Linked DNA regions of Mus musculus: region 1 is linked to region 2. A link is a contact called in ENCODE POLR2A ChIA-PET data. All regions are on one chromosome and are shown on one strand. The core of a region is the stretch at or near the end of the contact, and the rest is flanking DNA. Distances in the headings are between cores, read along the strand shown.

What was found. ChIA-PET counts read pairs that join two places held with the same protein, here RNA polymerase II (POLR2A).
Region 1: POLR2A ChIA-PET joins it to region 2 with 10 read pairs in embryonic stem cell. The contact joins the enhancer-like site here to the promoter of Dynlrb1 in region 2. POLR2A ChIA-PET finds 5 or more read pairs at or near these places in 3 of 5 experiments (Patski and embryonic stem cell).

What each region holds. Positions count from the first base shown.
Region 1 is chr2:155,048,961-155,051,660 of GRCm38, forward strand. It overlaps a (nonagouti), which reads left to right. Exons shown (of 4, transcript NM_015770.3): 4 at 1,668-2,052. The coding sequence ends at 1,838. Among named protein-coding and RNA genes, the nearest start is that of Gm39965, 4.7 kb to the left of the region's middle. Within about 2 kb of position 1,256, at least 1 of the 3 ENCODE cell types and tissues checked has a DNase peak (open chromatin) inside an H3K27ac peak, as active enhancers do.
Region 2 is chr2:155,235,269-155,237,968 of GRCm38, forward strand. Dynlrb1 (dynein light chain roadblock-type 1) reads left to right here and starts at 1,265. Exons shown (of 4, transcript NM_025947.3): 1 at 1,265-1,349. The coding sequence starts at 1,347. Gm52565 (a long non-coding RNA gene) reads right to left here and starts at 1,235. Exons shown (of 2, transcript XR_003954076.1): 1 at 1,140-1,235.

The sequences.
Region 1 (2,700 bases), core at 6-2,505, 190 kb before region 2:
TGAGATGCTCTCACAAAATGAATATTGTTAAATGAGGGGATATAGTGGGGTACTAAAGCTTGCCTGTAACACACAAAGCCCTGGGTTCAATTCCCACTATGGCAAATAATTAATAATTAATAATAAATACCATGTTAAAGTCAGCTGGATGTTAATATGTGCTAGAGGCTCCTTAACCCTTTAATACAGTTCCTTATGTTGTGGTGACTCCAACCTTAAAATTATTTTAATTACTACTTCATAACTGTGATTTTGTTACTGTTATGAATTATAATGCAAATATCTGTGTTTTCCGGTGGTCTTAGGCAACCCCTGTGAAAGGGTTATTAGGACCCCGTAGGGGTTCTTGACCCACAAGTTGAAACAGGCTACTAAAACACACTTTGTTAAAAGGCAGTTAGAATGCCTTGAAAAAAGCAATTAAGGACATGCTAGGACCAAACAGAGCCTTCCAAACCGAAACAGACAGAAAAAAGAATGCTTTCTCGCTGACTGAGGACCATTTCATGTTTTTGTACCTATACCTAAAATCATACTACGATAATACAGGTTCCTACACTCTGATAAATAGCAGATTGAGGCATTGTTGAAATGCACATACTATTCCTGTGTAGTGTGGCTCAATTAATTGGATCAACTATAACCAAAGCAGGGAGCACTGAACAAAATACATATACATGCTAGGTGCTGGCAATACAGCAGTAAACAAGAGATTATAGCTGTGTGGAGCTTACGTCTGAGTGGGGAAACCAGCCTTCAAGTAAATCAATAAAGAAATCTAAAGTCTTATATGATACATACTGTAAAGGAATTAAAGCATGGGGAAAGCCTAGAGAAGTAGCATTAAACAAAAAAAATTAGTAATCTAGAGCAATGTCCAGTAGAAACACAGTATAAGCCATAAATGTATAATTTTGTATTTTCTAATAGCTGCCTTAAAAGACTAACAATATTTAAAACTCGGTATAAAGTATTACTATTTCAACATCTAAAAATTTTTTTAAAGTTACTTTTGTGCAGTCTTTAAAATCTGGTAAATAGCTGTCACTGCACACATCAATTCCAACGCTAAATGTGGACCTAGTATTTATGTTTAACAGGAAAATATATGTTTACGTTACACTTAAATAGAAAACTCGGTTCCTCAGCACACAGGACCTGACTACCAGTGCTAGAATGTCTCTAGGCTATGGGGTAGCTAGCCCAAAGGACAGATGCCAAACACAGGAGTCCTCCAGGGCCAAAAGGAAGTTTGTTTCTCCCTAGAGAAATCACTGGGAGCCCTTAAGCGGACGATGAGGTCATAGGAAGGGCCTTCTTTGGCCACTGGAGGATGTTAACTCTAGAGGACAGGGTGGCTAAGGGAAAGAAGACAGTGAGTGGCCTAACCCAGGGGCAATGGATAACACGGATGGTGACAGGCTTCAAACCGGAAGGTTGTTTAAAATTGGGGCTAAGTGGGGCCTAAGAAAAGGGCCAGGTCAGAGCTAGGTAAGCTTGAAGATGAAGGCGATGTGCAGGTTGGGGTGGAGGGCAAGGACCCACTGGGATGCCCTGTGTGCATGAAAAAAAAGGGGGGCAGAGGTCTCTGGTCCTGGACCTCCACAGTACATGAGCATCGCAGGATGGCGTAGCCCGTTCAGTAGTCCTCAACGTCTCTCCTACAGAAAAAGGCTTCGATGAAGAAGGTGGCAAGGCCCCCGCCACCTTCGCCCTGCGTGGCCACCCGCGACAGCTGCAAGCCACCCGCACCCGCCTGCTGCGACCCGTGCGCCTCCTGCCAGTGCCGTTTCTTCGGCAGCGCCTGCACCTGTCGAGTACTCAACCCCAACTGCTGACGCAGCTTCTTCGCTGCGCGCGCAGCTTCGGGAACGGGTGATTGGGCGGGGCTTCAGGGTCCCGCGCTTCTAGGCTGAGGGGCGGGTCTCTGTGGGTGGGGCTTGTGGGTGGGCGTGGTCAGTGGTTGTGACTTGTGGGCGCTTTCAAAAAACCGGTTTTCTAGGAAACCTAGTGGAAGCTAAAATCAGAATACAATAATATTTTTAGGCTGCCGAGGAAGTGTGACTATTTCTTTTAAAAGCCGAAAGCTTCCGGCCGCTTTCCATTATAGAGTCTGGTCCTTGCGGATACCCCGCAGTCTGCGCACGCGCCAGCCACTCTTGCCCATAGGGAAACTACATAGCGCCTACAGCTGCTCGCGTGGTTGCTGTTGCTGCATCTTAGGGATGGGCACAATGTTGGCAGTTCCTTCCAGTCTGCCAGTGTCTAGGCTGCCTCCAAACTAAGGGAAAGAAGCCATTAGGGAACCACCTTCCAGTCTTTTCACCCATTCTCTTAAGCGGGAGCACAAAAATCTTAAGATGTTCAGAATTCCATTAGCAGTCTCAGCCGGGTGGGCGAGGGGAGGCGGGACCGTGCATTTGCAATGGCTTTCTAAATCCAAAAGGATTTGGGTTGAGGATTCCAGAACTTTTAAGAGGCTCTCAATCAAAGTCACCACCCAAACCCACTCCTCTTTTAGTCACAAGGGCACACGGATGTTTGGACCTGAGAGTTTTTCTTACGCCAGGCAGTAGTCCCAGCCTTTTTTTTTTTAATTCTAAAAATCTTGAGCTTAGACTCCCAAAGACACAAAATTTTAGATAGCCTTCCTCAATCTTCACCCTAGTTCCGTTGACCAGTAAGAAAGTGTGGGGGTTG
Region 2 (2,700 bases), core at 15-2,514:
GTGGGTGGGTCATGACCCCTTTGGGGTAGCATATCAGATATCCTGAATATCAGATATTTATATTACAACTCATAACAGTAACAAAATTAGTCATGAAGTAGCTACGAAATCATTGTATGGTTGGGGGTCACCACAACCTGAGGAACTGAATTAAAAGGTCAGAGTATGCCGGGCGTGGTGGCGCACGCCTTTAATCACAGCACTCCGGAGGCAGAGGCAGGTGGATTTCTGAGTTCGAGGCCAGCCTGGTCTACAAAGTGAGGTCCAGGACAGCCAGGGCTATACAGAGAAACCCTGTCTCGAAAAACAAAAATAAATAAATAAATAAATAAATAAAAATCAGAGTATTAGGAGGGTTGAAGACGATTGCCTTAGAGAATATCCCTCAATATGGGTTTAATTTTCTTAAGATTGGATTTTAGTGGCAAATGCCAGGGAGGTCATGTTCCCTTAGTCCATCATACTAGGTGCACAGGACATCAATACAGATACCGTTATCCTTGGTCTGATTTAGTGATGCCTGCTGCACTCTTAATGCAAACCTCACTGAGGAAAAGGTACTTGCCATGAAACTCTGGAAGCAGATCATCAGGCTTGGTGTCAGCAAGTCCCATTGCGGGAAGAAACGTTCGTGAAGAAAGTGGAGGTGCCAATCACACAGTGAGGCTATTGAAGTAAGCTATGCGACTTTCCTGCGACAAAGGTTCGTTACATGCCAGTGTTTTAAGCTAGGTTTTCTGCTAGAAACCCGGATATTTTTCATAGCCTGCAAGAGTACACAATGACCAGAGGACAAGACAGGTCTTTGGGAGAACTGGTCCTCTAAAGAGGTGAGAAACTGGCAGGGCAAAGAAGTAAAAAAAAAAAAAAAAAAAAAAAAGTTTCTTTCAAGAAACACAGGCATGCGGTGGAGCTCGCGACCCCACATCTTACACGCCCAGGACAGCCTTGACTAATTCATCCCAGAGCTTGTTCATGAGATGCCCAACCTCGGGGCTGCCCATGTCCTCAGCTCATTTAGGTTCCTGCTCTCTGCCTCAATCTGGGCCAAAGGGAATTAGTTCAGCAACAGTTGGCCTCAGCCCAGGGACCTGGATTGAATACTGAAAACACGCCAAGACATGACAACTCGTCCTCACCGATGGAGAGGAAATTCTCCACAGCAGCTTCCTTCTTTCCCAAAGGGTTGAGTCCTTGCTTCGTTGACTCCCGTCAGCCCGCCCATCACTGCTGGCTCCTGATAGGCTGCTCGATCTGTCCGTCTCCACAAAGGACTGTGCGCAGGCTCAGAAGGGCGGGGAACGCGGCTAAGTGTTGGCGATTCGGAGCTGCAGGATCCGTCCGAGATGGTGAGTGTCCACCCAAGGCGGCGGTAGCGGGCTGCGGCCACCCGGCGTGACCATCCCCCGGTAGGGGTTCTGGTCGTTGGGCGTCGCCCCGCGGGACCCGGGGATGCGGGCCTTTAGTCCCAGCCGAGGCGGAGCGACCGGAAGCTGGTCTGTGAGGGGTCGCCCCGGAGGCCCGCCCTCCGGCTCGAGTACAGTTTTGCTTTTTGGTCAGTGTTGGGAGACCCCGGCCGGGCTGCGACGTTTTCTGAAGTCCGGCATATGGCAGGCACCCTGGGCGTAAGCGCTTACGTGCATGGCCTTTCCTCCTCCGCTCTGGGAAGTAGGTACGGCCATTAGGGCCATCTTCACACTTGGAATCCTAAGGCAGCGATCCCCGGGATTCGAACTCTGCAGGCTTGACTGCTGCCTGTGGGTTCAGTTTGGCGTTGGGGTCAGGTACCGGCGAGGTCCACCCCACGGGGGTCAGGGTGGTGCTTTCAACCCTCACAAGTGTACAGAATTTATAAGGCCTTTTCCGTCGTTAAACCAAACCTCAGAATTTTATTTACAACGGATGCACGCTTGCAATTCCAGCTCTGGGAAGGCGAAGGCAAAAGCAAAAGGATTTGAAGTTGGAGGGCAGCTTAGGATATAAAACGCCCAAGCTATTTTTGTTTTTAAAGTTAAATATTTTATGTATATAAGTAGTGTTTTGCTTGTATGTATTGTTAAGTGTTCCTGCTGCTAAAGAAGGGTTTCGTGGGCACTCCACGGAAGCCCAGGAACCACACAGCTCTGAGGGGAGAAGGTGTCCCATGGAAGGGCATACTGAGACACGGGGCCAGGAAGCACACAACTCTGAGAGGAAGTCTCCTCAACAGCAGGGAGGGTATCCCCAGCTGAGCCGGGTAGTTCAGGAGTCTCATTGCAGGGACAAATCCAGGGTGTGGAGGGATGAATCCTGGGGTGGCTGTCTCTGCTCTGGGAAGTGGGCAGCAGGACACCAAACAAAGAAGAAGTCTTAAGTAGGATTTCTTAGGTGGCAGAGCTTCTCAGGGCAGAGATTTCCAGAGTGAGAATTGGTTGGGATTTGGGGGAGCTCTGGGATTGGTAGGTTTTCCTGTCCAGGCATTGGTGGGGTTTTTTTGCCCCCCTTTTCCTTCATCAGGACCATTGAGCTAGGATGGGAAGGCCTTCCCAACTGCAGGCAGCTGCCATCACTGTTGAGATGTTTGGGGAGGCCAGAGAGGACATGGTACCAGGGGTACCTCCTGATGGCTGAGGCAGCTCCAGTGAGGGCTATAGGCTGAGGCAGGAGCAGAGGTGCAGCCATTTTGACAGCTGCAGCCTGCTGCTTAGTGAATACATGTCT